Regions from separate parts of the Homo sapiens genome. Here region 2 is linked to region 1. A link is an interaction called in ENCODE POLR2A ChIA-PET data of the cell type or tissue named here. Cell type or tissue: IMR-90. All regions are shown on one strand. Each heading gives the region's core, and the rest is flanking DNA. Links, peaks and the distances in the headings are about the cores only. Region 1 overlaps GPC6 (glypican 6). Region 2 overlaps GPC6 (glypican 6).

Region 1 (5,396 bases), core at 299-5,298:
ATTACCAAAAAAATGGCAAAGGAACACAGTTGGAGAAATTACACTATCCAATTTCAAGTCTTCCTGTAAAACTAATCAAGACTATACAGAATTGGTGGGAGGATATACACATTGACCAACTGAATAGAAAATAAGGAACACAGAAATAAACATACTCCCCCAATATGGTCATTAAATTTCTGACAAAAACAGAAAAGCAATTCAAAAGAAAAAAGATTCCCTTTTCAGTAAATGGTGTTCATACCATTCAACATCCACATGCAGAACAAAAAGTAACACCACCACCAACAACAAAAAAAACCTAGTGTAAATTTCATACTTTCTACAAAAGTTTTAACTTAAAATGGATCACAGATCTAAACATAGAATCCATAACCATAAAACCTTTAGAGGAACAGATAGAAGATCTTTGTCATCTGGAGTTATGACACCAAAAGCATGACCCACAGAAAGCCTGGTAAACAAACATTGGTGCTGATGAGTCCAAACATAATTTCTTTCATTGCAACCATGGTCGTTTCATTCATATTCCTATCATGGCCACTCCAATCTGGAGTTATGACACCAAATGCATAATCCATAGTAATAAACTTGGCTTTATAAAATTGAAGAGTTTTTTTCTGTGATACATTGTTAATAGAACCAAAGGATGGGGTAACAGATTGAGAAAAATATTAATATCTGCAATGAACTTATTTATCCAGCAAAGGACTTTTATCTTGTATCATATCCTGAATATAATGATGTTTACCAAATCTATAAAGGTGTTAAAATTAATAGACCTGTGCAACAACAATGACAAAAACCACTTGAAGTAGACAGTTATTTAAAAATATAAGAAATAATTGAATACAATACAATTTTATTGAATTTCAATAATTCATTCAAAATTATTGAATTTTGAAGTGGGATTTCAAAATTTCATTTATAATACATTTATTTATTGCTAAAAATACATAATATTCAGCTTCATTATGATATTTTTGTTAAGGTCTTAGGTAAAGCTGCAAAGCGCAAAATCTAGCCATTTTTGCATTTTCTCAGATGCCCTTAGGAATGATCTTAATTACACTGGTGATTAGTATCAGAAAGGAACTAAATTGAAGTGGAGAACTAAGCCTAAGAACTCTGCCCTCTGAGAAAGCAAGAACCAAAAAACAAACAAACAAACAAAAAACCCACAGTCTAATTAGTGTCATTTGCAATAAAATATTGAGGTAGTTAAATGTTACAGTGGTTTACTTTGACAAATTATAACAATCAAGCCAAACTTTTATTTTTGTTTAACCTATTGAAACTGCCCCATCCTTGCATAGTGCAATTGCATTCATTAGAAATTGCCCCAGTTAGTTTACCTTAGGTATTCCTTCTTCTGTTAGTTTATCTGAAAGTGATTTTTCTGTTGGCCTGAATATTATGCATGCTCTTCTCTAGGGCTGTGTGCATTGCTGAATATCACACTTGTGGCTTTGTTTGTTCTGATTGCTGTGAATGTAAGCCTCACTTTCTATGTACATATTAAATGCACAGTACTCTGGAAAGCTAATTAACTCTTAAAAATATTTTTTAAAGTATTTCTTTTAAACTCCAGTCCCCAGCCCCGAATTATAATTTGCTTCTTTATTACAATAAGATATATAAGCAAATTAAATCTTCAGACTTCATGAGGATGCTTTACACAATGAATTTGGAACTCTTTTTTATAAAAGAAATGACATTCAATATTCTCATGTGGAACATAGGGATAAGTGGAGAAACTGTCTCATTTTAAGGCATAAACTTCATTAAAATAAGTGAACTAATCTGTGGAATATCTTTGAATTCAAAGCCCAAATTCATTCATTACAGGGTAATGGCCATTAAGATCAAGACCAGTAATTGAAGATATTCGTGTATATGTGGGCATAAAATGAAAAATTTTACTTTCTATGACTCTACTAAAGAGTTTTCAGGTTCAATTAACATTCAAGCTCACAAAATTCAAAGCCCAAATTCATTCATTACAGGACAATGGCCATTAAGATCAAGACAAATGATTGAAGATATTTGTTTATCTGTGGATAAAAAAATCAAAAATTTTACTTGCTAGGACTCTACCCAAGAGTTTTCAGGTTCAGCTAAACATTCAAGCTCACAAGACCACCACAAGTGTCACCTGGCATCAAACACTTAGAAGGTTACAGGACAAGAATCACCGCTTGGCTGGGCACAGTGGCTCACACCTGTAATCTCAACACTTTGGGAGGCCTTGGCGGGAAAATCACTTCAGCCTAGGAATTCGAGACCAGCCTGTGCAAGATAAGGAGAAACTGTCTCTACAAAAAAATAAAAATAAAAAATAAGCTGGTCATGGTGGTGCATGCCGGTGGTCCCAACAACTTAGGAGGCTGAAGTGGGAGGATGGCTTGGGTCCAGGAGCTCGAGACTGCAGTGAGTCATTGTGATCACAATACCGCACTCCATCCTGGGTGACAGGATGAGACCATGTCTCAAAAAAAAAAAAAAAAAAAAAAAAGAATCACAGCTTGCCAGCAGGGTAGCATCAGGTATTATTCTGCAGAATTATCAGGAGCAATCCACACTGTTCCTCAGGTGCAAGAAGACAAGATACATACCAGTGGGTATGACAGTCATCCTGGTTACAAGCCTCATGCTCCACGAGGAGTCCATATGTACTAAATTAATCCCATGGACATAGCTTTCAGGACCACCCTCCTGGTGCATACCATTTGTAAGTCACCATACTCAGGAATCACAACATTACGGCAGCACCATCTGGTATGTGTAATTCATTTATAATTCTTCCCAGTATATATGCAAATTACCAATCAGGGGTCATGACATAGCAACCTTGCTTAGTAACTTGGTTGGTGTACCACTTTTATAAGGTTATCAGATCAGAGGCAGGGAGTTAACTAAAGGTCAAATTATTATGCAGAAAGAAAAAACATTTTGTTAACATTTTGCTTATAAAGGGGGTAGAAAGAAGAAAGGCAACGTTGTATACAGAAAAATATTTAAGACTTGGATTTAGAAAACATGGGGCTGAACCCCTGACTGCATCTTGACAACTATGTATCATTAAGAAAAGTATTTTACCTCATAGACTCCCCTTTCTTTGTCAGTAAATTTAGGATAATACTTGTTCTCAAGCATTTATTTTGAGGATAATATCACAGGTCAGATTTGGACTGAGTGAGTGTCCCAGAATTATAACTCAATTAATAGTGAAGAACAGATTGTAACTGATGAGACAGCAAATTTACTGTTATCAGATCCATAGTAGTACTCCACCAGCACATGAGAATAAAAGCATAGCTTTGAGCCTCCACCATTTGTCTTTCGTAATCTTTCATTGACTCTTCCATACACATGCCAAATTATATACTAGAATGCGTATTCTTTGAGAAACAAGGACCCTGTCCATCACTTTAAAAATCCCCCATGGCAGCCAGCTAGTTGCTCAATACATTTTTGTTAAACAATCACACTCAACTAAAACCACTGGAAAGCCAAAATATACTATTTTTTTAAATTAACTCTTCTGTAACCTAAACAATACAGATGATCACAATTCCTCGACTCATTCAATAAATATTTACTGACCATTACCACATATCAAGGATAGTGTTAAGTGCTAGAAATGTAACTCTTTAACAGGTTAGCAAAATTTTCTATGTTTCAGAGAGCTTACATAACAGCTGAGAAGACTGTTAAAAAATGAGTAAATATTCAGAAAATAATTATACATCACGTGATATACGTGACGAAAACAAATGAGTGAATCAAAGAATATCTAGATGAATCACTTTATACAGGCATGCTTCATTTTATTGTACTTCACTTTATTGTTCTTCACAGATACTGTTTTTTTTTACAATTTGAAAGTTTGTGGCAACCCTGCATCAAGAAAGTATATCAGCACCATTATTCACACAGTATGTGCTCATGGCATGCCTATGTGTCGCATTCTGGTTAATTCTCCCAATATTTCAAACTTTTCCTTATTACTGTATTTGTTATGGTGATCTGTGATTAGTAATCTTTGATGTTATTATTGTAATTATTTTAATAATTTCTGTGTTCTGACTGGTCTATCAACCAGCCGTTCCCCCCATCTCTGTCTGTCTCCTTAGACCTTCCTGTTTCCTGAAACACAGTGATATTATTAGGCAAATTGATAATCTGGCAACGGCCTCTAAGTATTCAAGCACAAAAAAGAGTAGTACCTCTTTCATTTTAAAGAAAAAGCTAAAAGTTATTAAGCTTAGCGATTAAGGCACATTGAAAGCTGAGAAAGGCCAAAAGGCTAGGCCTCTTGTGCCAGTTAGCCAAGCTGTGAATGCAAAGGGAGAGTTCTTGAAGAAAATTAAAAGTGTTACTCCAATGCACACACGAATAATAACAAACTGAAACAGCCTTCATGCTGATATGGAGGAACTATTAGTGCTCTACATAGAAGATCAAACCAGCCACAACATTCTCATAAGCCAAAGCCTAGATTAGGCCCTAACTCCCTTCATCTCTATGAAAGTTGAGAGAGGTGAGGAAGCTGCAGAAAAAAAGTTTGAATCTAGCAAAGGTTGATTCATATGGTTGAAGCAAAGACGCTTTCTCCATAAAATAAAAGTGCAAGGTGAAGCAGCAAGTGCTAATGGAACACTGCGAGAAGTTTATCTGGATGATCTAGCTTAAAAAAGAATTGATGGTGACTACACTAAACACATTTACCATGTAGATAAAACACGCTTCCAGTGGAATAAGATGCCATGTAGGACTTTTATAGCTAAAAAGGAGAAAATAAGTAACTGAATTTAAAGCCTCAGAGGACAAGTTGACTCTCTTTTTAGAGGCTAATGCAGCTGGTGACTTCAAGTTGAAGCCAATGCTCATTCGCCATTTCAAAAATCATAGGTACCTTAGGAATTATACTAAATGTACTCTGATGGTGCTCTATAAACAGAACAATCGAGCCTGGATGACAGCATATCTGTTTTACAGCACAGTTTACTGAATATTTTAAACTCACCCTTGAGATGTACTGTTCAGAAAAACAACAGATTCTTTTCAAAATATTACTTCTCATTGACAATTCACCTGGTCTCCCAAGAGTTTTGATGGAGGTGGACAGAGAGGTACATGTTGTTTTGATTCCTGCTAACACAATATCCATTCTGCAGCCCATAGATCAATGAGTCATTTCAACTTTCAAGTCTTATTATTTAAGAAATACATTTCATAAGGCTATAACTTCCATAGATAGTGATTCCTCTGATGGATCTGGCCAAAGTCAATTGAAAACCTCCTGGAAATGATTCACCATTCCAGATGCCATAAAGAACATTTGTGATCCATGAGAGGAAATCAAAATACCAACATTAACAGTTGTTTGGAAG
Region 2 (5,396 bases), core at 203-5,202, 440 kb before region 1:
AATGGAAGAGAAAATTTTATTTTTGCACCACATTATGTCATCAAGATTGCTAAGTCAGTGGATTATTAGAATAATAAGTGGATTTTTGGTTGTTAAATTTTATTATTAAGGGATATACATAAGAAAAGGATTATAGCAGGTCTGCAGACACATTTCTTTTTGGAGGTATTTATTTTCAATAATTGAAGGATTGTAGATCTTATTTATCATTTCAAACATAAATTTCCCACAAGAAACTTGTAGATTTTTATTTTCTTACAAAATGAATTATTTCTTTTTACTAAGTTTCTCCTATCTCTAGTCTCATCAGATCACTGTGACACAATTTGAAAAGTTAACTCTAGTTCTTATCTCCACATGTTTACATCTTTGAATGTAAATTTTTGACAGGCATTCAAAAAACATTAACTAGTGACTAAAAGGGGAGTGGAGAGAATATATATGTATCTACTAGTTAACAAAACAAATTCCTTGTTAGACTCAGTTCTTTCAGTTTGTAAGAGCTACCAAAGAATCCTTCATCTTTTTCATTCAGAGTTTTATCCCCCTTTGTGTTCACAGCTGAGTATCTTAGAGCTATTAAGCTGAGAATGCTCTGCAGAGGAGCAAAGATACCTAAAGGGAAATGACAGTTGGTGCTGGGGATATAAACGTCATTTGAATACACCTCCTCTCCCTCTACATTTTGTATTTCTTACCTCTGAATTTCATTTGAATGCTTTTCTATATAAAGACATCAAGATGGTGACTCAGTTGCCTTAAGTATCTGATAACACAATATTCAATACAAAATGGTATTATCAATGGAAAGTTTTGTGTCATGTATAATGATAATCTTAGTGGTATCTCAATGAGCATTGGATTTTGGACCATTGGGTAACATGCTTGAAAATGAATGACTCTTTGTAAGACACTGTCATGAGCATTTATTTCAGCATTATCATTTGATTCCCAACTATAATAAGCTGTTCAGTATATGCAGTGAACCTTTTGGGGTTCCTTCTCTGAGAGTTTGGAATTGGGACTGGAAGGTTTCAATTACAGTGAGGGCTGGTCTCTTGGTAAGAGAAGATGCAAAATCTAGAGCTATGGCCATTTTTAGTAGGTGAACTGAGTAATTGATGAAGATGATTTGCCAAAACCAAGGGTAAAAGGATGAAGTTGACCTACAGAGAGAGAGAGAATGAGAGAGAAAGACAAACTTTTTGTGGGTCCAGGAGCCAGACTGCACTCTTGCACTGAGGTTCTGAGACACCCCCTGCATCCTTATAATACATTCCCCCTTTGCCTGTTGAAGTGAACAAATTTGGTTTCTGTTGCCTCCAACCTAAGATTTCTAATGCAACATGTTACAGATACTCAAAGTCAGTATTTATTCTAAGATTCATTGATTTTTAATTTTCAGATAACCTTTCAGAGAAATAAACCATGACTTGTAGCACCACCATTCATGGGTGATATTGTTCACATACCTTCTTCATACTTTATCTCAGGCTTTCACTATTTTTCTCTTTGCCTGGGTTTTTCTGCTTATTTCATCATTGTCAATCTTGACCAAACATGAAATTCAGAACTCCTAGCAGGATTCATTCATTAGGTAATTAAAACCTGATCCTTCAAATTGGATTATTCTCACCTAATCCCAAAGAGAGAAAGCAATTTATTTGCTTTTGCCAGACTCTGGTGTTGTAAAACAAAATTCCAAAACATATTTATTGATTAAATTAGCTTCTATCCTCCTGACTGTTCTGATCAGCCAAATACTTTATGCAGAATCAGATAGATGCAAGTTGAACAAATAAGGCATTTGACCTGAGAGCATACCCATTCCTATTTAGAAAGGTGTGGTTTCTAAGACAATTACAGGAAATTGTAACTTGTGCCAGCCTTTTAAACAATATGACTGGCTGCAAAATTAACTAACTTCTTATTAGTCAAATATAATAATAGCTACCTTTCTTGAGTGCCTCATATAGGTTAGGCATAATTCTGAGCATTTTTTGTGTAGCACTGAAACCTTCCTGTGAGGATTCACAGAGCGGTTTACTAAGGTTAAACTACTTATCCAAGAATATAGAGTAAGAGACAAAGCTATGATTTGAATCCAATTCCCTCTGAATTTCAGCATTAAGGTGCTTTTTTCCCACCATACAATGCAGTTTCTAAATAAATAATCATCCCTACTTATTCTAAAATGAACATGAGGGAAAATACAAAGAAAGTTTCCCTCAATCTGGAAAGCACCCCCTTTCAAAAAAAAAAAAAAAAGAGAGAATGCTTAGAAAAGCTAACATAAATTTGCAAGAACAAAAAACCAAACACCACATATTCTCACTCTTAGGTGGGAATTGAACAATGAGAACACATGGACACAGGAAGGGGAACATCACACTCTGGGGACTGTTGTGGGGTGGGGGGAGGGGGAAGGGATAGCATTGGGAGATATACCTAATGCTAGATGACGAGTTAGTGGGTGCAGCACACCAGCATGGCACATGTATACATATGTAAGTAACCTGCACATTGTGCACACGTACCCTAAAACTTAAAGTATAACAATAATAAATTTTAAAAAAAGTAGAGATCACATTTATATTTAATTTTGTTTTTGAGACACAGCCTCACTCTGTCACCCAGGCTGGAGTGCAGTGGCATGCTCATGGCTCAGTGCAGCCTCAACCTCCCTGGCTTGTGATCCTTCCAGTTCAGCCTCCCTAGTAGCTGGGACAATAGGCATGCATCAACATGCTGGGTTAATTTTTTTATTTTTTCTAGAGACGGGTTTTTCTATATTGCTCAGGCTGGTGGTCCCAGAGAGTGTTAACATTTTTACTGGACTGCTCTAAAAATAAAAGTTAAGTTTTTCCACTTCTGACAGATCATAACAGGCTATCATTGCACACTATATTATAATCCTAGTGGATGATAACATTACTAATGCTAGAGCTCTTGGGGGTGTAAATGTCGCTAAAGATGGATTTGTAACCTGCATGTCTTCCTACAATAGGTTCTCATAAAGATGCATCTTTTCCTTTGCAGCTGCAGTTGCGATTTGTAAGGCTTGTTTTTGTCTACAGTTCTACTCTTGAACCTCATAATCTACCCAAAGTATTTGTTTAAAATGAGATGTCCCATTTCTGCTTACTGCACAGCACTGTAATCTGCCAGACGTGGTGACAGCCCAGGATTCTGTGGCTGTGCTCCATTTTCTGAGGTAGTTTGTATAAACCTCCTGTGGTCACTGCACTTAACCTCATCCTGTAACAGCTGTTTGGGCAGCCTGTTGTCATCCATATTCTCTGCTTGGACAACCCTGAAAAACTGTTATGACAGGTATCACTTTAATCTATTAATCAACACAAAATGTGCAAGACACAGTGTTAAAGGACAGGACATGTTCTTCTTTGTGATTTCGCTGGGGGGATGATACTACACACAGGGAAAGACAACATACAAGCCAAATGAGTGGCACTAATAACTGATCACATAAAGGGTCACAGAGAATGTGGGAAATGAACTTGTTCTGAAAGATGAGTAGGATTTTAAAAACAGTTGGGGCGGGGTGGGGAGACTAGACGGCATACAGAAGCTACTACTTGAGAAAAACTTCTTAGGTCCCAACCTCTGTCCTAAGGACTTTATATGCATCATCTCCATGAATCCCCACAACATATTGTTTGTATTGATAATCTCCAATTTTACAGATAAGCAGCACAGGCTCCATTAAGTCATTTGTCCTGTGGAAGAATAGGAATTTAAACACAGATCTTTCATGCTCTTAAAGTTTATGCTACAATATATAGTCTGAGCAAAGATATGGAAAAAAAATGCAAAACACATTTTTAAATGTAAGAGCATTAAGAAAAGTAGAAATAATTTGCACTTGACCCCACTGCAAGAAGTTGGATGGATATCTTTGAAAGTTCTGCAGCAAGGTAAGAATATGAGGAAATAAAGTTTTGGAAAAACTGAAGGAGAAAAATTACTGGTTATAAAGATCAAGTAAAAGTAACAATATTGGTCTAAACCATGAAGTTACTGCAGGAAGTGAAAAGAAAATGGAACCTGTTCAGGCCGTTGAAAAAGAACAGTCAAAGGGCTACATCTTACTTTGATGTATGTAACTCCATTTATCTCCTTTTGCTTTTGTTGCCTGTGCTTTTGGGGTCTGTATCCAAAAAAACCTTGCCCAGACCAATGTCATGTAGCATTTCCCCTGTGTTTTCTTCTGGTAGTTTTATTGTTTCACGTCTTATATTTAAGTCTTTAATCCATTATGCGTTGATTTTTGTATATGGTGAGAGATGGGGTCTACCTGTGTGAATATCCAGTTTTTGCAGCACAATTTATTGAATACACTGTCCTTTCTCCATTGTATGTTCTTGGCACTTTTGTTGAAACCAGTAGGCTATAAGTGCATGGATTTATGTCTGCGTTATCAACTCAATAGCAAAAAACCTCCAATAATCCAATTTAAAAATCAGCAAAGACCCAGAAAGATATTTCTCAAAAGAAGACACACAAATGTGTAACAGTTTTATGAAAAAATGCGGAACATCACTAATCATCAGCAAAATGCAAATGAAAACCACAATGAAACACCTGTTAGATTGACTATTCTCAAAAAGACAAAATTAACAAGTGCTGGTGGAGATGTGGAGAAAGGGAAACTGTTAGCGGGAATATAAATTAGTACAGCCATTATAGAAAACAGGATGACGTTTCCTCAAAAAATTAAAAACAGAATTACCGTATGATCCAGCAATCTCACTACTGGCTATAGATCTAAAGGAAGGGCAATAAGTGTGAGAGATACCTGTACCTCCATGTTTATTGTGACACTATTCACAATAGTCAAGATAAGGAATCAACCGAAGTGTCTGTCCACCAATGGATGAATGAGTAAAGAAGATATGGTATATATACACAATGAGATACCATTCAGCCATTAAAAATGAATGAAATCCTGTTATCTACAGAAAGGTGGATGAACTTAGAGGACATTATGGTAAATGAAATAAAGTAGGCACAGAAAGACAAATGTCACATGATCTCACTCATATGTGGAATCTAAGGAAGCTGTTCTCATGAAGTAGAGTAGAACAGAGGCTGAGGAGGGGAGAGGGGAAGGGGAATGGGGAGAGACTGGTCAATGGGTGCAAAGTTACAGTTAGGCTGGAGGGATAAGTTCCAGTGTTCTGTCACACAGTAGGATGACTATGGAAAACAATACTGTAATTGTACATTTTAAAATAGCTAAAAGAGAGAATTTTGAATGTTCTCATCACAAGGAAATTATAAATGTATAATTTATAGATATGCTAAATTGCCCTGATTTGATTTTTACACAAAATATAAATGTATCAAAACACACTGTACTTCATACATATGTATAA

The links. ChIA-PET counts read pairs that join two places held together with the same protein. Peaks named below come from ENCODE experiments on the same cell type or tissue, not always from the same donor. Only the 100,000 strongest peaks of a DNase experiment are listed, where the experiment ranks them.
Region 2: POLR2A ChIA-PET joins it to region 1 with 13 read pairs; 2 of 35 experiments call an interaction of 5 or more read pairs at or near these places.

What each region holds. Positions count from the first base shown.
Region 1 is chr13:93,464,695-93,470,090 of GRCh38, reverse strand. The region is part of intron 1 of GPC6 (glypican 6); the gene reads right to left. Among named protein-coding and RNA genes, the nearest start is that of GPC6, 240 kb to the right of the region's middle. In IMR-90, for the core only: no CTCF peak of the experiment used is centred there; no DNase peak of the experiment used is centred there.
Region 2 is chr13:93,901,950-93,907,345 of GRCh38, reverse strand. All of the region lies in intron 3 of GPC6 (glypican 6), which reads right to left. Among named protein-coding and RNA genes, the nearest start is that of GPC6-AS2, 46 kb to the right of the region's middle. In IMR-90, for the core only: no CTCF peak of the experiment used is centred there; a DNase peak (open chromatin) is centred at 3,185; H3K27ac peaks cover 482 bases.